5 separate regions of the Mus musculus genome follow, and regions 2, 3, 4 and 5 are each linked to region 1. The links are chromatin loops, found by intact Hi-C in ENCODE. Cell type or tissue: left cerebral cortex. All regions are shown on one strand. Region 1 holds the start of Paqr8 (progestin and adipoQ receptor family member VIII). Region 2 overlaps Mcm3 (minichromosome maintenance complex component 3). Region 3 holds the start of Mcm3 (minichromosome maintenance complex component 3). Region 4 has its middle 17 kb from the start of Mir133b. Region 5 overlaps Pkhd1 (polycystic kidney and hepatic disease 1).

The links. A loop is a pair of places that touch in the nucleus more often than their neighbours do. Peaks named below come from ENCODE experiments on the same cell type or tissue, not always from the same donor. Only the 100,000 strongest peaks of a DNase experiment are listed, where the experiment ranks them.
Region 2: it touches region 1 in a loop (2.0-fold over the local background); 4 of 42 quality-filtered maps call a loop at or near these places.
Region 3: it touches region 1 in a loop (2.4-fold over the local background); 16 of 42 quality-filtered maps call a loop at or near these places.
Region 4: a loop joins it to region 1, with 3 times the contacts of the local background. A loop is called at or near these places in 4 of 42 quality-filtered maps.
Region 5: it touches region 1 in a loop (4-fold over the local background); 12 of 42 quality-filtered maps call a loop at or near these places.

The regions. Positions count from the first base shown.
Region 1 is chr1:20,889,554-20,893,553 of GRCm38, forward strand. It overlaps Paqr8 (progestin and adipoQ receptor family member VIII), which reads left to right and starts at 995. Exons shown (of 3, transcript NM_028829.4): 1 at 995-1,133. 6720483E21Rik (RIKEN cDNA 6720483E21 gene) reads right to left here and starts at 920. Exons shown (of 4, transcript NR_040492.1): 1 at 555-920; 2 at 293-376; 3 at 1-102. In left cerebral cortex, a CTCF peak has its summit at 1,569 (motif pointing left); DNase peaks (open chromatin) are centred at 999, 1,556 and 3,697; H3K4me3 peaks cover 3,538 bases; H3K27ac peaks cover 2,849 bases.
Region 2 is chr1:20,800,218-20,804,217 of GRCm38, forward strand. Mcm3 (minichromosome maintenance complex component 3) reads right to left here. Exons shown (of 17, transcript NM_008563.3): 17 at 2,751-3,437. The coding sequence ends at 3,239. Among named protein-coding and RNA genes, the nearest start is that of Il17f, 18 kb to the left of the region's middle. In left cerebral cortex, a CTCF peak has its summit at 1,696 (motif pointing left); a DNase peak (open chromatin) is centred at 1,670.
Region 3 is chr1:20,818,062-20,822,061 of GRCm38, forward strand. It overlaps Mcm3 (minichromosome maintenance complex component 3), which reads right to left and starts at 2,251. Exons shown (of 17, transcript NM_008563.3): 1 at 2,070-2,251. The coding sequence starts at 2,147. It also overlaps the pseudogene Gm20587. In left cerebral cortex, no CTCF peak of the experiment used is centred here; a DNase peak (open chromatin) is centred at 2,336; H3K4me3 peaks cover 917 bases.
Region 4 is chr1:20,698,138-20,702,137 of GRCm38, forward strand. No RefSeq gene overlaps it. Among named protein-coding and RNA genes, the nearest start is that of Mir133b, 17 kb to the left of the region's middle. In left cerebral cortex, a CTCF peak has its summit at 2,054 (motif pointing right); a DNase peak (open chromatin) is centred at 2,071.
Region 5 is chr1:20,610,979-20,614,978 of GRCm38, forward strand. Pkhd1 (polycystic kidney and hepatic disease 1) reads right to left here. Exons shown (of 67, transcript NM_153179.3): 3 at 2,417-2,494; 4 at 1,724-1,865. Among named protein-coding and RNA genes, the nearest start is that of Pkhd1, 5.1 kb to the right of the region's middle. In left cerebral cortex, a CTCF peak has its summit at 1,926 (motif pointing right); a DNase peak (open chromatin) is centred at 1,908.

The sequences.
Region 1 (4,000 bases):
TGCTTCAGCCTGCCCATAACATCCCAGAATCCAAACATCTTCATTTACGGAGTGAACGAAATCCCACTGTATGAACAGTTCACTTTGCTTCCAGATATTTTGCTGAAGATACACCAAATAACAGATTTTTAAATACTGGGAATGGTAAAAACATGGTTAGATTCTTCCCTGGAACAGGGTGGGTTTAAATGAAAAGAGCCCAAACTCAGTCCAGAACTGTCTCAGAACAGTAGGAAAGATGGGCCTTCTTCGTACAGGCGAGCTGACACAGGCCATCTTCCCGGGATCTGACCTTTCCATTCCCTTTCTTCTGAACGATGCTGGCAGCTTTTCAGCAGCAAAGCCAATTCAATTTGTTAACTGATGGTCCTACTTCCTAAATGGATTGAAAAAAAAAATTATGGTGCATACAGGGTGTATTGTGGGTGAAGAACAACTGCAGTCACTGCGGGCAGACTTAGTGAATGGAGGTTACATGGGGGTGGGGTGGGGCGGGTAGAGGGGTCTGCTTGGCACAGCATACGTGTGTCCAGTGACATGCATGATGCACTCACACATGCAACCGCAGCAGAAGTATGAGTCTTGCACGGGGATGTGAAAATGTGTCCGCAGGGCCTTCATGGGATGCACAGCGTGATTTCCTGGGCATTATACCGAGTTCACCCTAGAGCAATGAGAGGAAAGAAGGCCAGGATTGGAAATGGCAGATGAAGTTTTTTTATCCACCCCCCCCCCCCCAAGGGATTTAGGAAATGGTTTTGGGAAAGAACACAGAGCGCAAACCGCATCCCTGGCTGTCTCAAGCCCCCGAGGGGTTTGCAATTAAGAAGGTCTGGGGGTGGGTGCGAGGGTCTAAAGGTGGGTGGAAGGATGGAAGGAAGCGGCGTCAGTCAACTTCCTCGGCTGGGCTGCGGTGGCTGTAGCAGCAGAGTGTGCACCGGGCTGGGCAGCCCTCCCCTGGGCCGGGAAAGGGCGGAGCTGGGCGTCGCCATCCGGGTTGTCCCCTCCTCCCGGCCGCTCTCGGGTGCAGAGCCCTCGGCGGTCGGGGAGGCTCAGAAAGAGCTCTCCCGGAGCTGGAGTCGGGAGTGCGGCTGGCGGAGCTGGGCTGCAGGAGCTCGGCCGCGCTGGTGTTCGTAAGTCCCGACTGTGGGGGTGGGGGTCGGGCAGGGTGCAGGTCTCCACTGAGATGCTGGGGAGTCTCTGCCAGAGCCGGGAGGCGGGGACGTCAGGATTTCGGCGTAGAGGAGCGCCTGACCCGACCTGTAGGGAGGATGTAGACCCTCATTGCCAGGTGCCCGGAACCTAGCGGCCCGAGCTGGGACCCAATGTTAGAGTTTTAATATCGGCTTTCAGAATGCACAGCAGACAGTCCAAACCGTGGAGTTGGGGAACTGCAGAGCCCTGAAGGGCTAGGAAATCCGGACTGCGATGGTGAGGAGCCTGGGGAGCGGGGATTTGAAGTAGATGTCACGACCGTGAATTGAGGGTGTCTGAGCCCAGAGAACCGGAGAGGAAGGATGTAAAGGAGGAGTAGTCCTGTGCGCATTCTTGGGGCGCCCTCCACAGGGCAGAGGGGAACGGAATCCCGGAGGGGAATGCCGAGTAGAGGAAGAACAGGGCGGAAGGGGGTGCCCAAGAGAGGGGAACCCCCCTCCCGGAAAGAGTAAGGTGAGAGAGGCATGAACTTCTTGAGGAAGATGGAGCGGGATTCTCCAAGGAGACACCGCAGAGAGTTGTGCTGATAGCTGTAGGTTTCAGATTTAGAGGCTATGGTAGACCGAGCGGTGGGAAAGCACAAAGGGGCGGAGGTGGCCGGCGGGACAGTGCTGGGAGTATATCAGCCAGTTGAGAATGCTGTCCTTTCAGTGGAGGTGGCCGTGGACACCTCAAGAGGGTATTCCCTTGACAGCAGATTGAGGAACCCTAGACAGGACAAGTGAGGACCCAGCAGCGTTCGCGAGTCTAGGAGTACTGGGGGACCTATGAAAGGGTGATCAGTTGCCAAGAGCAAGGAAGCAGCCAACTGCCTCAACTCTCTGAGTAGTTATAGGTACCCAGGAATACTAGAGAGACCCTTGGTCCTGGTGAGCACTTTGTCTTGCGTACGTTGCACCTCATATTTCTGACCTGGGTTAGAAATGGTTTTGCTTGGGGGTGCGACGAGGAGAGACTAAGGTGAAAGGAATGGTCTTCAAGTGAGATTTCCGATACACACGGGATATCTACCTTTTGCGCTTTGGGCAGAGCACGTATGATGTAGGTGTGTGTAGAGTTACAATCCGTAGGTCCTATTTGTTCTTGTCCAGTGAGAGACAGCTTCTGAGGGACGTCAACAAGCACACAGCATGCCACAGGCAAACTTTAGTGTTCCAGTGTCCCGTACTCCGTGTTTGCATTAGTGAAGGTTTGTCTCCCGCAGCTAGTAAAAAGTCACCTTTACAGAAGGCACTAGCTACAATTCCCCTGTTAAGGTTATTCATAGTCTGCTCCCATGCCTGGGCTGTTCCACCCTTGTACCCGTCCATCCCTGGCATCTCAGAGGCTAGGTCTAAGTGCAAATCTCAAACCATGACCTAAGCGTAATCTGTTCTCTATTGTTTATCTTGGGTATACAAGTTGTTACATTTAGTTAAAATAATGCTGAGCATCTTGTTACCTAAGGTATATTGCTATTATTTGTGGTAATTTATTTGGGTGTGACAACTGACTCAGGTTTTTTTCTGTGATTTCTTTGCATTGGAAGGTACTTGGGTTTGGAAAGAATATCTTTCCTTCTAGGCTATGAGGCCAGGTTCATTCTCTGGCACACACTGAGATGCCCACTCTCCGAGAAAGCTGAGGGTTTTTGTTTTTTTAACTTTGTTGTTTTGGGACAAGGTCTCATGTAGCCCAGTTTTGGTCTCAAACTTAACTACGTAGCTAATCGTTCTGTCTCCATTTCCCAAGTATTGGGATTAGAAGTATGTGTCAACACACTTAGAAATTTTGGTTTTTTTTTCTTCTTCTATAATGCAGGGGATTAAACACGGAGCCTAGCACATGCTAAGCAAATATTCTATCTCTGTCTACAGCTTCAATCCCCTAGAGCTATTTGGAAACTAACATTTGGTGGGTTTTTCTTTTGTTTTGAGACAGGGTCTTTTGTGTATTCCTGGCTGGCTGGAAATTCTGTATGCAGACCAGGCTGGCCTTGAATTTATAAAAATCCACCTGCTTCTGTCTCCCTAAAACTGGAACTGTGCTCCACACTGGGTAGCCCAGTGTGGTTTTTGTTGTTGTTGTTTTGTTTTGTTGTTGAGGATGTTAGTATTGCTTTTTAAATTTTCTTTTGCTTTTCTTTTCATGTTTCCTTTTTCTTTCAGGAAAGGGAAAGCTTTAAGAACTATGCAAAGCACACTTTCATTGCAAAATGCCATATCTGAATGGAACACACTTGGCTGCGCAGAGCACATACCCAGAGCTTTTTAAACTACCTGACCCTTGCATGAAAGATCCACAATATCATTATTGCAAGCAGTGTGTTTACTCATTTCGACACAAAGCCAGCTGACGCTTTCATTTTTTTTAATTCAAGTATTAAAATGAATATGTTTGTATGTATACAGTCAGAGGACTATTTCTCCCCTTCAAAAGCATTCCCTGGGCAAGCTGGGTACTAAATGTAGTAATGCTGTCATTGCTGAGAATAGTCCCGGAGCGCCTGCTTTGGACCTGCTTGCAGATTCTGCAGCACATTTGCTGCTTGCCCCAGTGCCTGCAGACCTGCAGTTGGCAGAGTCCAAGTCAGTATGAGGTCAGCTTGGGCTTCTGGAGAGCTGGGGTTTTAATATAAACTATGACAACAGTGATGATTCTCTGGAAGGTTTTAACAATTCAAAGGAGGGCTTCCGGTAAGCATGCCACTTTTTCTTTCTTTCTTTTTTTTAATTAGTGCTTACCCAGAAGTTGCAGATTTAGAATAGCAACCAACACCCGAGATAATCAACTTAGAAGCAAGAAG
Region 2 (4,000 bases), 89 kb before region 1:
CGCACCCAGCACTTCACTCCCTAACAGCCACAAAACAGGAGGAAAGCAGAAGTTTATGGTTTGGCTCCTAGCACCAAATATTTTAAAGGGCAACAAAATGCCATGAAGAGTCCCCCGATCAGATGTGTGCCAGGCTAGAAACCCCTTTGCTTGTTTGCTTGTTTCTATAAATGCTTGCTTGAAATCGGGCTGGGGCTTCGGGTGAGCTTGAGTCCAAGCTCCAGCTTCAATAAAAAAACTCTTAATGTGACTTCACCAGAACGGGCTCCTTGGTGGTCTTTTGGGGTTCTCGAACAGGCCTAACACTGTATGGAGGTGAGAAGCTTCCAAGATTAGGCTCACCTGAATTAGCAGACAGAGGTTTAATGTGATGACAACTACATCAGGCAGATAAAAGATAATTTTTACACAAAATCACATTACTATCAACATTTCATTCATCCAGGTGCCCTATTCATCCAGGCCCCAATTTCTCAAGACAGACAAACCTTACCCCTCTAAGCCCCAGAAACCTTAGCTATTTTACTAAGCAATGGATGTGTAAACAGGTTCTTTTGGAATGAAGCATGTAGACAACTCAGTGTTTTGTTTTTTAAAGCAATGATGTTTTCAGTTTTTACTATTTTACTTTTAAATGTGTCTGTGCATCCTCCAAATAGTAGAATCAGAGGAGGTTATTAGCAGGCCCAACATGGGTGCTGGGAACTGAACTCACATCCTCTGCAATAGTATGCTCTCTTAGCCAACTCTCCAGCCCCATAACTTACTCAGCCGATGGCTGAAAACTGGCACAACTGAAAGTTTGTTACACCCTAAACACATGCTTTGTGCTTTTAAGGATACTCTGCAGGCAGGATGAACTGTAGGTGGAAGGTGTCATGGCTAGGATGGTGTGTGTGCTAATCCCTCCACTTGAGGCCTTGCCTGGTTCCGGAAGATGGCGGGTTCAGGCTCCATGTTCCCCAGTCTTTAGATTCCAGAGAGTCCTACAGTCAAACATTAGAGAGAGCTCTGGGGAGTCTTGCTGAGGGGAGGAACCAGAGGTCAGGGACACACACAGAGAACATGGCCCACAGAACCAACTGACTAGGATTCATGGGAACTTGAGAGATGAGGCCTAAAGGGGTCCAACCTCTGCATGCGCTGGCTAAGTAGCTTGGTGTTGAGGGAGTGGAGCTCCTCCTGACTCTCCCTACTTGCAGGACCCTTTTCCTTCTACTGGGTTGCCGTGTCCAGCCTTGATGGGACTATATGTGCCTGGTCTGATTGCAGCTTGTTATGCCATGTTTGCATGATGTCCCTGGGAGGCCTGCTCCTTTTGGAGGGGAGTTGATCTGGGGGGAGGTAGGGGAAACTGCAGTCTGAATGTAATATTATGAGACAATTTTTTAAAAAGGCTTAATGCCAATAACTGCACAATTACCCTGCAAAAGGATCCCTCTATGAATAAGGACAGTATTTTGAGAGTTTCTGACATAAATTACCAGTTCTCTAAGGGGACGGACCTCTGTTGGGTCAGTGAAGCCAGAGTTTGTTTCCCTGAACTTTCAGTAACTGCCATGGTTATGTGTCTTTTCCAAATCAGCAGGGCCTGGTTTGCACTGCACATTATCACATTTAGCTGACGGTTTTCTGAGGAAATCTACAGACAAAGGGAAAATCCCCCAAGAGAGCACAGCAGCCTGCTGCCACCTTGTGATGACTTGACATAAATGCAGAAGCTAAGCCCACAAAAGAAATCCAGTACGCCTGCATACAAAAAGTACCAATACATGAATACAGCCATTAGGGAGATCACTTTAGACAAGTTTTGCAATATTAAAAACTACCATAAGGCCTAGACTGTTCTGTTTTTCTCTGTGTAGCACTGCCTATCCTGAAACTCACTCTGTAAATGAACCCTCCCAAGAGCTGGGATTAAAGGCACCTACCACAAAAATTAGGCTCATCAAAGATGAGGGTCTGCTGCACTACCCCAGGAGTGCTGGGGCCATCAGCATGCACCACTACAACCAGGTTATGCAGAGCTGGGAGATGGACCCTGGCCACACCCCCCGGGATGAATGGGTAACAAAAATATGGTACATAGAAAAAATAGAATCCAGCTGTCGTAAAGAAATAACCGTATTGTAGGATTTTACACACACAGTAGGATTTTACACACACATGCGCGCGCGCACACACACACACACAAAGTGAGGTCACAACCTCAGAAAGAAATAAACATGTTCTCCTGTACATGGGGAACCTAGCCAATAACATATGTACATGTCGTACATAAGCAGAGCAGAAGACAAGGCTAAACCCTAGGGCATGAGGAAGGACAAAGGGACTTGGGTTATGAAGGATAGCAAGCCTCATTTTATTCTAACTCTGTCATCAAGTTGTCCCCTTTGGTGGTGGGTAGATAAGTACATAAATGTATCTACAAGAGTGGAAAGTATAAAATCCGTGTGATGGTAGCCTCTTGTACCATGGCTACTCTAAAATTTGACAAGTTCATTGAATTCTCTAGTGTGATTTTAACGACAATGTTTTTGTAATGAAAGTAAAAGAAATCTTCGAGTGGGCCCGGGCCTGAACGGCAGCTCAGAAGGTAAAGGAACCCTCTGCCAGGCCTGACTCCTTGAGTTGGATCCCCAGGACCCACATGGTAGTAGGGGACAACTCCCATGAGATGTCCACTGACCTCCAAAAGTGTGTCCCAGGAGGTCTCAGCCCCAACCCTCACACACATACACACAGACAAATAAATAAATGTATTTTTTTTAAAGCACAAAGCATGAAGTCCACATGTACAAAATAGTTATATTTACTCAGTATGAATGTCTTGGATATTTAGGTCAACAATACATACTAGTCTAATTGCAAAGAAAGCTTTCTCCAATCCAACCTTGTCATCTGCCTGAGCCACTCTTGGCCCAACAGACCTCAAAGCTTCCTGGACTAAAGTGCCTGGGGGTGGGGGTAAAAACACAAGTAACAAACGCAGGACACAGCTGTGCCCAGAAACACAGCTCAAATCATGAAGACTCCCCATGTTTAGGACTGGGGCTTGTGAGGCAGGCCTTCTGCCTGAGTCCTGGCCCTCCCTCCAGCTCTTGCCCCAAGGCAGAAGTCATACACAAAGCTTCCACCAAGTCCTGATCGTCTCACCATCAGCTTCCATCCCTTAAAAAAGTTACTGGAGGATGGGAGACAAAGGCTGGGGACAGGGCAGTACTTGGTAGCAACAACTTCAGATAAGGAAGACGATGCCCTCAGACACCATGACCTGGTTATCATCCTGCATCCGGCTCAGGCAAGCCTGGATTTCCTCTGAGGAGAACGGCTCTTCTCTATTCCGGTTGATGGATTCTGTGAGGTGGAGCATGCCCACAGACTGCTCATGAGCTTCCTGGAACACTTCTAAGAGGGCCGCCTTAAAAGCCTTCAGCCTGCACAAGACAGGAAAAGCGTGAGGAAGTAGGAGGCCAGTCTGGTGGAGCACACGTCTGATACCAGCACTGAGGAAGCCCCCAACATCACCTTGTCTTAAACCAACAAAATGGCAGCAAACCCACCTGCAGCTAAGACAAGCCTGACACGGGAAAGTGTCTTTCCAATATTCTGAGCATCCTTCTAAACCAACCTACACTGCAAGCAGAGCTTCCTGTAGTTCAGGCACGAGGAGCCTCTGAAACCTGGAGGCTGTCAAGAGACTGGTAATCCTACACACGGCACAGCAAACTGGCCAGCACGACAGCTAGGAGACAGTTTACACACAGGATTTAATGGAAGCCCATGACTCTTCTCCAGTCTAGAGACCTTACTGCGCCTTATGACTGTGCCAGGCGGCAAACCTAAGAATGTCTCATTGTGAATGGACGGCAGTGACATGGAGCCACCTCAGTGCCACTCAAGGACTTGATTAGGAATTTACATCTCAATCTGGGGGACGGGGACACATGCCTTTAATCGGAGCACTCGAGATGGATGCGAGGGAAGGGGCAATCTCAGC
Region 3 (4,000 bases), 71 kb before region 1:
TGGCCTCAGACCTCACCTACAATCTATTAAGAGACTCTAAGAATCATAAAGTCAATGTCACCTAAGAAACTGAGGGTCCCCTTTCTACAGGGTCTTGGTTTTATTCATAGCAAGCTTGGATCTCTAAAGCTGCCTAGGAGATACAAAGAGGAAAAATTGAATTCAGGTAGAGCATGGAGCTAAACTACAATTCCAGCACTCAGGCATCGGAGGCAGGAGGATCACCTCTGAGTCCAAAGCTAGGCTACAGAGTAAGATTCCTTCAAGAGCAACAGCCAAAAGAACAAGCAAGCAGATGGGTACACAGTGACAAGCTGTAAACACTGGTAGAAAGGGGTATCGTCGAGTGAGAGTAAGCCTGTCCTGAATCTAAGGGATTCCAGTAATATTAGAAGGTCAGAAGGCAGGCAAGCTCAGCAGTGGGGTCTACAACTGCATCAAGAACTTGGGGGTACTTAAGGACATATTACATAAAGGCTGGGTGGTCAGTTCTGTGTTCTTGCCCTCTGGTGTAACGTACTTCTGTCTTTCAGCGGAAAAATGTTCTTTCCTACATTATAAAACAGGTGTATGCCTTTCTGGACAAGGAGAACACACCTGCTGTCTCTATCAATAGAGCATTAAGGACCACTGAGCATTCAATTTATAAAGGGGTTACTGATCGTGGGGGTGGGGGAGGGTTCTATTTATACCATGGGAGGTCAGCATAAAGGTATTCAAAAGTCCTAAGCAGGGACTTGGGAGCTACTTAAAGCCTACACCAGCAAAGATGACACTAGCCACTATGTCACTTACACATGAGGATGCCAGCATGTTGATATATGTCTCAACGGTGCCCAGGAAGTAGACAGCTGCAGACAACCCTTTCCTCCTGTCCAGCATGCCCTATCACATACTATCATGATCATTAACAGTTCTCCTATATGCTTACATTTTAATTGGGAATTAGAATGGCCTAAGTCTTAAAGACTTAGTAAAAACAAACAAAAAAACTTGCAATATGAAAATTTAACTTTAAAATCTGGATGTTAGCACACCTGACTGTAGACATATTTCAAAATCATGATGTATATTTGAAATGTAATTTAAATACTCTTAAAATTCAAATTTAAATTGCTTTTCATTGATCAACAAACTTCCAGGGCTCATCAACATCCTATAGCTTTAAATTTTGGATTACACTTAAACCCATTTTACCTGCATACAAAACACTTGATTCACTAAAAAGAGAGCTGTCATAAATTGTTAGTCTCGCTCCTACCCTCACCAGCATCAGGCCAGTCATTAAATCTGAGGGCTCTGAGCCAGTTACATTAGCTTTTCCAAAGAAGAGCCTGTTTACACCTGACCAGTCTCCTTGCAAGTTGTGTGGGGTTTGGGGGGAACACATGAATTTAGAGACAAACTAAATTACTTTGGAGAAAACCCTAGTAACTCATGAAGATATACAGGAGCAAGAAAATGACAAGAGGAGATAATGAGAAAATGAAAATGATCAAAATACATTATGTGCTTATGAAGTTTCATAATGTAACCCGTATGTATAGTTAACATATCCTAATGTAAGAGGTTTCAAGAAAAATAGGCTGCTCAGAGGAAGACGGCAAGCACAAGGCCTGGGTACCATGTCAAGTAGGCTATGGGGATCAGTAGCAGTAATTATAAGAGGGAGTGATAAGAAAGAAATATGACCAAAATACATTATGTGTTTATGAAATTTCATAACGAAACTAATACATGAAAAGAATGTAACTTTTAAAATCTGGAGGTACATCTTTAGGAGAGAAAAAAAGATAACAGGAAGTTGCAGAGAAAAGAAGTTATCAGCGGCCCTGGTCCTCCGCGGGGTCCCCAGCACCGTGCCCGGTCACCCGCGGGAACCCCCTCAGCCGTGCCCGGTCACCCGCGGGACCCCAGCACCGTGCCCAGTCACCCGCGGGGACCACATCAGCCGTGCCCGGTCACCCGCGGGAACCCCATCAGCCGTGCCCGGTCACCCGCGGGAACCCCCTCAGCCGTGCCCGGTCACCCGCGGGACCCCAGCACCGGGCTCGCGGCCCGAGCCTCACCTCGTCATCCAGGAAGTCCAAGTAGTCTCTCTGCGCTTCCCGCAGCTCCACATCATCCAGCACTACTGTGCCCGCCATGTCGCAGCTCCGAAATCGCCGGCCACCAAACAGTCCGGAAACGCGTGACACCGCCTTGGCGCCAAAACTTCCCAAGTTTTCCCGCCACGGAAGTTTATGGTGGAGGAAGCATGGAGCAGAGACGCGTTATGATTGGCTAACCACTTCAATAGCCTTTCATTCCGTGCCTGGATTGGAGAGAAATGGTCACTTTCTCCGCCCTAATAGGAAGTCTGACCAATGGTACAGAGAGGACGCTCAAAACCCACCCCCTGGAAATTGAGCAACAGGAAGGCTAGGAAGCACTGCATTCTGGGAGTTGTGGTCCTTCCCACCTCACCCCCTGTTTTTCTTTTCTTTTTTTTTTTTCTTTGCCTGTAGGAAGTTTTGTCAAATCGGAAGTTAGGATTTACTGAGGGGGGAGGTCTAAGTTTGCACCCCATATGCACAGGTACAAATGAAGGCCAAAGGTTGATATCCGGTGTCTTCCTCAATCTTTCTCCACCTTGTATTTTTGAAAGACGAACAGGATACCCACTGACCCATCTCTTTAGCCTCCATATTATTGATTCTAACACACTTTGTCTTCTAGCCTTCATTTCCTCCTATACAAAATGAGGAATCTGAATTCAAAATTCTCCAGTAAGCCATCACTAGTATTCCAAGAGCAAGTTAGAAATGGTGTAAAGACAAATTTTATTCACGGAATCATGCTATTGCCTTTAACACAGCCTTGATTTGCTGTATCTTGATCTGTAACCTTGAAGACACAGAGATATATAATTCGTATTTCTCCCCACTTTCACAAGGTCATGAGATAGATAAGCAGAAAATCAGATTGTTAAAAAAAAAAAAAGCATAGTTAGTATATCTAAGGGTTCCACTGCTGTTCACATGCTTGCTTTGCTTGCTATCTGTTGGCTTTCTGCCTTAGGCACTAATGGGCCAAGGCTGATTTACAAGGTGAAATAATTGCTAAGAGGCTGCCTGGAAAGCAGCATGCAGAAACAGTCAAAATCAAGGCATTGCAAAGTATACAAAGTACTTCCTTTTTTTCTGTCTCCAGCCCAAAGAAAACACTTGGAGTGGGCGACCCTGAAGTGGAGAACAGATGAGTTATGGGTACCGGATGCCGCTTCCAAGATGATGCCCACCATGTTATCCTGTTGAAAGAGGGGACTGATAGCTCTCAAGGCATTCCTCAACTCATGAGTAACAGCTCGTGAGTAACATTGTCTGTGTTTGCCAAGTGATTGCTGGGGCTATAAGACCACCCTGGGTCCTCATGGCAACTTATTGTGGATGGCCAAGGCAAAACAACAATTTCTACTTCTGAAACTCCTCGATGGTGGACATCCTGCAGCAAAGACTTTAGTGGACATTGCCGGATCCGAAGACACTGACACTAGTGATGGCACCACCGTGGTGATCCTGCTGGCTGAGGAGTTTCTGAAGCAGGTGAAGTCCTGTGTGAAGGAAGGGTTATGCCCTCAGATCATCATCTGAGCTTTCTGCACAGCCACCCAAAATCAAAGAGATAGCTGTGACTATAAAGAAGCAAGATAAAGTAGAAGAGAGGAAGATGCTAGGGAAGTGTGCAGTGACAGCCCTGAGCTCCAAGCCCTGAGCTCCAAGCTGATCTCCCAGCAGAAGGCCTTCTTTGCCAAGGTGGTGGCTGATGCTGTGATGATGCTCAATGAGTTGTTGTAGCTTAAAATGACTGACACCAAGAAGGTGCAGGGTGGAGCCCTAGAGGAGTCTCAGTTGGTGCCTAGTGTCGCGTTCAAGAACACGTTCTCGTAGTCTGGGTTTGAAATGCAGCCCAAGAATTATGAGAATCCCACAATTGCCTTCTCAAATGTTGAGCTCAAGCT
Region 4 (4,000 bases), 190 kb before region 1:
CACTAGCCATGATTTTCTGTCATTAAAATTGGGGAAATCAGTGAGTGAAAAGACAATTTTATACTTAAATGAATATGCAGTAGGACCAAAAGTAATGAATGTAGCTCCTCTCCTAGCATGTTCCTCCCCGACGAACATCTGGGTTACTTTGGCAGTTATAAGACATCTGCTGTACAGTAGGTGACAGAAATGAGTAGTTTTAAATGTTTGGAATAAATTTACCACCATGACTAAAACTCAAAATACTTCATGTATTATAAACATACAACAGCATCATTGAGATAATATAGCAAAAACAACAGTATAAATATGTCTAAAATCATCAGTGTGTTTGACAAAAAGTGTGGCTATGAACTTCAAAATGAATTGTATAGGATCTTCTTTCTTTATTGTCTCTATTAGACTGAGCACAGAGAAATAAGAGATGAAAGAGAGAGAGAAGTTTTAAAGATCTTATGAAAAAAATGTTACTTTAAATCTAAACCATTCTATTCTAAATATAAAAGCAATGGTTTTCTACTGCCCAAGATCTCTGCACTTCTAAGTATATATTTTAAAAGCTGTAGGAATAACTGTTTCAAAATTCCAAAGAGGAATAGAGGCAGGAACTGATGCAGAGGCCATGGAGGAGTTAGGCTTACTGGTGTGCTCCTCTTGGCTTTTTTGTATTAGTTAGTGTTCTATTGCTGTGAAAAGACACTGCGACCCAGGGAGTTCTTGTAAAAGAAAGAATTTAATTGGAGGCTTGATTACAGTTCCAAAGGCTTAGTCCATTATCATCCTGACAGGGAATATGGTAACATGCAGGCATTCATGCTGTTGGAGTAGTTGAGTGAAGGGGGCAGTTCTGATGCTAAGATCTTATTCCCCCAAATGGTTCTTGATTTGTCAGTAAAGACAATCAGGGACCAATTGCTGGGTGGAAGGTACAGGTGGGACTTCCAGGTCCCAGGAGGAAAAGGCAGATGCAAGGAAGGAGAGAAATTTTTCTGCCATGCTTTGGAGGAAGAAGAACACAGCAACTATGTGAGGTTTCAGGGACAGTGAAGGGGGTGGAGCTGGAGCCTGTAGTCTTCACTATAGAAAGGTGGCCAAGGATATTTGGCAGGGGCTAGGTGGGACTAGCCACTGAAGTTTAGGGCAAGTGGAAAGACAGAAGTAATAAAAATGATAAGGACAAGCTTTTCCAGGCCAGAGATAGTAACGCCCAGCAATTGTGCCTAGGAAGCAAGTTGTAAAGTAACAAATTGTGTGTGTGTGTGTGTGTGTGTGTGTGTGTTTTATCCTCAGATTCAAAGGCTGTGGGTGAGTGGTCACCTCCCAGACCAAAGGTGGTAGACTAAAACTACACCCAACAGTTGAAAGCTTTGTATCCTGATCCTCAGGCAGCAGGTAGAGAGACCAATACTAGACCTGGCATGAGCTTTTGAAACCTCAAAGCACACCCCCAAGGATACATTTTCCTAAAGCAAGGTCATACCTACTCCAATCCTTCTAATCCTTTCAAACAATTCACTCCCAGGTGATCAAGCATTAAAATACATAAACCTATGGTCACCATTCTCATTCAAACTACCACCATCATCACCCCTACCATGACCACTACCACCACCACCACCATCATTTGCCCAACTTACTTTAGTAGAGCCCAGGACCACCATCCCAGGGATGTCCCCACTCACAATGGACTGCCCCTCTCTTAATCAATTACTAATTAGAAAATGTTCTTCAGCTTTGTCTGCTTACAGCCCAATCTTATGGAGGCATTTTTTACATTGAAGCTTCCTTCTCCCAGATGACTATAGCTTGTGTCAAGTTGACATAAAACTAGCCAGCACAAGGCCTCATAAATATTAAATGTGAAGCACTTACAATGATCCTGTACGTGTTTACTAAATACTAGTTATTAGTGTTATAACTGGAAGACAGCTGATAGCTAATAAAGTCCAGGTTTGTCAAGAGCTATCTAATGCTCATATGTTGGAAGTGGCGTGTTCACTGATATGAAAAGAACAAATTAGTCTCTGCCCTGGTGTCTTCTGCTATTCCTCAAACTTGCCACCAGATGACAGCAGTTGACAACAGGAAAGAAAGCTCAGAGAGAATCCTTCCTTTATCAAGGGTGTCTTTTCAGAGTATTTATGAAGCATGTGTATGTGTAAGCCTTTTGAGGGGGTCTAGGCAATAAATCAGTCCCCTCCCCCGGAACTTGGTGGAAAGAGAATAACATCAGCCTTCCTCACTTATTACCTGGGTGGGAGGAAGATCCTCCTATGAAACAGCTCTCCAAGACTTAGCTAGTACATGTTTCTTTACTTGTACACATACCTTTATTCAAGGTGAACCAGGAGTATATATGGAGTATACTGGACATTGGGAAGGAGTTTTCAGGATAAATGACAATCATTGGCTAGAATTTTAAAGATCTGTGGATGCCGCATTTGCATTGAGAAAAATTCCAGGAATCTCAGGTGCTTGCTGGACAGGTTCTTATCAGGAGAAAGGAAGCTGAACCGTAATCTCTCCAAGGCTACCTGACCTTCAGCAGGTAGATGGTATAAGAATTGGGGGCTCCCCAGATAAGGTCAGAGAAGGAGGAACTCTGCTTGTAAAGGGAGTGCCTCATTTTGTTCCAAGCACAGGAGGCTATCCGGACAATGGTAGACTTCAACCTTAACCCAACAATGAGCTTATGGAAAGAATGGTCACTCGGAAAGATCCCTTTGTTCTGTTTGTTTCTTCGTACTACGATCCTTCCCATGGGTCAACTAAGGACCTTCTAGAAGGACACCTAAGGACCTTCTAGAGAAAAGAGGAAATTATAGACCTTTCTGGTTTTTCAATCTTATTTCAGAGGCAAGGAGTTCTGGTTTACAGAAAAGGAAATTCTGAATCTACAATCCATTTAGAGAAAAAAGCAGATTAGGAGAAAAGGGAGAGAGAGGATCTGCAGACCCTAATCCTAAGCCCTCCTGATCTCCCTCAGTTCAAAGCACTGGCCGCCCTACTTTGAATACTCATGTCAGAGGCCCAGCAATGCCCACTTTAAGATGTTAGTTGCCTGCGAGAATTGCAACACAGAAGAACACACTATTAATATGCATATTATTACTAGGTACTTTGAAGTAATATTGCCAATGAGAGATTAGGATTATAGGACTGGCCAAAAAACTTGATTTTTTTATCATAGATTATATATACTATATATATCAGAAGAGGCAACTGTTCATCACAAAATAGGACTCCATACATTTGCAAAAACAACAATACCAAAAAAATCCAAAAAACAGACTTGAAAGATTTGGGCTTATGTTTAATTGATTTTGATTTTTTTATCTGTTGCTAATAAATGAAAACACTCAGCATGACATTTCCTGTCTTAACTCTTTTTATTGGTATAGGTAAGCCCAACACTATAGCAGACCTTCTGACTGACCCTTCCCTTACAAAACTGAAACTCCACGTCATTAAATAACAGCTTCCTGTTTCTGTGCTCCTGTCAACAGATGTCAGCTGGAACCTTTAAAGATGCACCAAAAAGCAAACAGCAGGGTTCATACAGAACAGAGGGTTGCAGATGCCTGAGGTGACCCCCAAGAAATGATGCTGCTGGCGGAGGAGGGGGGCTGGGCGCAGCCCTTGTGGGACCAAAGGAAAAGAGGTGGAAAGCTTGCTGCAGAATACTGCCAAGGAGAAGGAAAAAACATAAGTCTCCTATACTTTTACACCCCAGGCTTGTAGGTCTGAGATTTACTGCAGGGCCACAGACTGACCATGCTACATGTTCACTGAGATCAGAATAAGAATGGCTAGGTCCAAATTCTGTCCCTGCTACTTGTCACTCACTCTTTAGCCTAAATTTTTCTTAACCTCTAAGCCTTGCTCTGTTGAGATAGAAGCAGTAGCACCTTTCCTGAGAGAAACATGAGTGGAGATTAACTTTAACCAGTGAGAGAGAGCTCAGACACGTTAGGACCACTAGCAGTGCTTTTTATCACTG
Region 5 (4,000 bases), 280 kb before region 1:
GGGAACTAAAAGACAGCATACCTAAAGCTATGGGACACAATTAAAGGAAGTTCTAAGATGCAAGTTCATAGAGCACTAAGAGCATACATTTAAATATTGGAGAGATCTCATGTTGGTAACTTACTAGCACACCTGCAAGTTCTAGGACAAAGGGAAAAATGACACCCCAGAAGAGTAGGTGGCAAGAAATACATAGAATCTGTTTTTAAAGTCACAGAGGAGTTAATAATTAATTATTTATGTATGAATAGATCTCTTCCCTCCTTTCTCATGTTAGATTCCCTGACACGCACACCCCCAATAGACAGCCATCCTCCTTTCGATCAGGTTTAGTTCCTGACTGCACAGCACCACACATATAAGAAAGAAAGGTGAACATGTATGCATTGTTTCCCCTGTGACAGGTTAAATGACGATGCTTCCCATTTGTGAATTGCTCATGTATCTCATGCTGAGATCTTTATCAGACTGAGCTTGGGGGCCCCAAGGGAAGAGTTAGGGCGAGAACTGAAGGAACTGAATGGACTTACAGCCCCATAGGAAGAACAACAATACCAATCAACCAGACCCCCAGAGCACCAAAGGACTAAACTATCAACCAGGGAGTACACATGGAGGGACTCATGGCTCCAGCCACATATGTAGCAGAGGATGGCCTTATCTGGCATCAATGGGAGGAGATGCCCTTGGACTTGTGAAGGCTTGATGCCCCAGTATAGTGGAATTCTATGGAAGAAAGGCAGGAGTAGGTGTGGGGGGGGGCACCCTCATAGAGTCAGGGGGAAGGGGAGGGAATAGGGGGGCTGTGGAGGGGAAACTGGAAAGGGGCATAACGGTTAAAATGTAAATAAATAAAATGACCAATAAAAATGTTTTAAAAGATTTTTTTAAAGAAAGTAAAGAAAGATTGTAAAAGCCAGACGTCTGGTCAGAGTCTGCTATGGGATTTTGTCTCCTAGTGATGTCAGATGCTACGCCCATAAAGTTTCACCAAGCCTCACCAATGTGACTACCCAAATGTGAGCCAAACAAAGACAATAAGCATGTCAAAGCAAATGGGGGAGAGCCCAGGAGATCTCAACCCTACACAGAGAACTATAGGCACCTGAAGAAAGCTAAGAGTGGGAGAGACTGTCTTCCAGGAAAAAACACACCATCTCCTTATCCAGTGCCAAACCCTGAAAACATGCGTACGTACAAGTAACATTATACAGCCTGAGCAGGTAATATTTAGGTGTGTGTGTGTGTGTGTGTGTGTGTGTGTGTGTGTGTGTGTGTGTGTGTAACATTAATGGGAAAAGAGGAGCATAAATTTGAAAGAGCAAGGGAAGGTCTGTGAGAGTGTTCAGAGGGAGGAAAAGCAATGTGATTATATTATATTATGATCCCCAAAATGAAATTAAAGTAAAACAGACAAAATGTAAAGTTCTACAGACGAAAAGGCCATTGATGAGTGGTGGCTTTTGCTTGTGATACTGTTAATTTTTGCTTTCTTTCATGTGTCTTTTTTTGCCATAGCCAGACCTTTTTTTCTGTTTTCTCCTCCAAGAGAGATTAGAGGAAAAGAATTTTTTAAGCATATGAGTGTATCCACAGAGAATGTTTTTACAGTCACACCTGATAATTTTAGTCACTGCAGGAGTTTTCTAGCATTGCACCCAAAACTGCTAAGCAGAGCAAAGACTGTTTGGCCTGCCAGGTTTTATACTTTAGGCAAGTGTACCTCGTCTGGCATGTCACCACAGGCAAATCCACGAAGGCCGGAGAGACGTCACAGGGGATCCTCAAGGTAGGTATTGCCACACTCACCAGGTCTATCTGCAGCTGAGAGCCATTGTTGGGGTAAAGAATACTTCTATCCAAACCTAAACACAAGGAGAAATCTCAGGCTGCGAAGACAACGCAGGGCAATGCAAATATTGGCCACAAGAGGGCAATGTAAGATATTGCGTTTGCCTGAGGATAAAATTAATCCTCATTTCCAAAGGCAATTACACTGTTTTACAAAAGTTCTATGAGCCTATAAATGTTTTCTCCCCCTCTCTCTCTCTTCATGTCTGCCTAATCCCTAGGAAAGAGCATTTCATTCCTCCAAGTTGATTTGTGCTATGGTGGAAACGGGCATGGTAAGGCATGGTTTAGGGGTTCCTAACAGAATCACTTGTAAGGGCAACTGCCAAGAGGGAGTAGTATTCCTATGCTGTCCACTTCCATGTTATTTCGTCTTCACAAGCATCCCACCGTGAGGATGTTGATGCTACAGTGGCCTCTGCTGTGACACTGACTACTTAGCATCTGCAAAGACAGAGATGGGTCTCTGTTCATCTGTTCTTAAACAAAGAAGCGAGAATTTATAATTCTTTGGATTTTTACATCAATCAATTCAACACCCAAATTCAGGAAAGCCCAAACCTACCGTCAAATACAACTGTGATCCATGTTCCTCCTGCAAGGCTACCTTCTGCGGGTTCAAACTGGAAACTCGAGTAAGGCTCTATCAATCAGAGAACATGTCGGTTGTGAAGGTGATGTACAATATGGTAGCACATCCAATACTTTAAAGCAGACTTTAGGGTGTACATACAATCCACTGGCCAGATGAAGCACGGATCAGTGGGCCCTATTACCAGAGTTTCTGGTTCAAGGTGTTCACTTCTATTCAGGCATTATTGGTCCAGAGAATATACCTTCAGAGTCCTACTTTAAGAAAAATGGATGGCTCTCGTTTTACCAATCCAGGATCCCAATGTTCATCAGGACAGTCCTGAATTTCTGCTTCCCTTAGAAATAATCTCAAAGATATGCTTGAACCCACAATGCCTCTCTTCTCTTTTACACTCTTTATTCAGACGGTCACATTGAAACGGAAAGGTTACGACTTATATTATATATTCCTACTTCTTGGGAAGAGGAGAAAACTTTTTTTTAAAAAAAGTTTTTAACGCTTTTTTTCCTCCAGTACAGGGGAACACCAGGGCCAAGAAGTGGAAGTGGGTAGGGGAGCAGGGGAGGGGGAGGGGGGATAGGGGACTTTCGGGATAGCATTTGAAATATAAATGAAGAAAATATCTAATAAAAACTTTTTTTAATTTATTTTATGTGAGTATGCTGTTTCACTCTTCAGACACACCAGAAGAGGGCATCAGACCCCATTAGATGGTGGTGAGCTACCATGGGGTTGCTGAGAATTGAACTTAGGACCTCTGGAAGAGCACTCAGTGCTCTTAACCACTGAGCCACCTCTCCAGCCCGAGGAAAAACTTAAGATGTGCCTGATTCCTTTCTTCTTATTATTATTGTATTCGAGTTTTCTGCTTTGAGCTCTTCTGGGTATATAATCAGAATCAGTCCCCAAATGCATCCAAGGCAATCATGATTTTTGCTTTGAATGATCATAGACAGACTAAAGTGAGAGAGTTGTAGAACTTCCTTTAGGAGACAAAGGGAGTAGGAACTTTAAATACTAGGTTACACCTGGTTTAATAACATCTTGAAGATATTCCCAGATATGTCTTGGTCAAGGCAAAGCCACTTCCAGGAGGCTAGCAAAAATTACTCAGTACCTCCATATGATAATAAACAAATCAAGTGTTATGTGTTATCTGTAGAAACCTGTTTCATTTCCATGTCAAGAAATTCCAAGGGTAAACCAGGCATTGCCTGTGAACTAGCCCAGGGCATTATGTATAAAAACCATTTAGGTAGCTCACTACACACCTAAGACTGATGGAAACCCATTCACATCAACATGTCAGCCACATCATACAGTTCTCAGACCCCGGAGATGATTACATACTTTCATTCGAAAAAGACAAAAAGTATCATAAGAAAATACAGATTACTAAACTCAGAGAAACCGGAAGCATGATTAGAGGAAAAGTGTAATTGTAATACAAGCAACCATTAGTCACCAAGACACAATCCCTTAGGGAAGATAGAACAATGAAATCTAGTAAGAATTATATCTACTAGCCCAAAAACAAGGACTATAGAAAAAGTT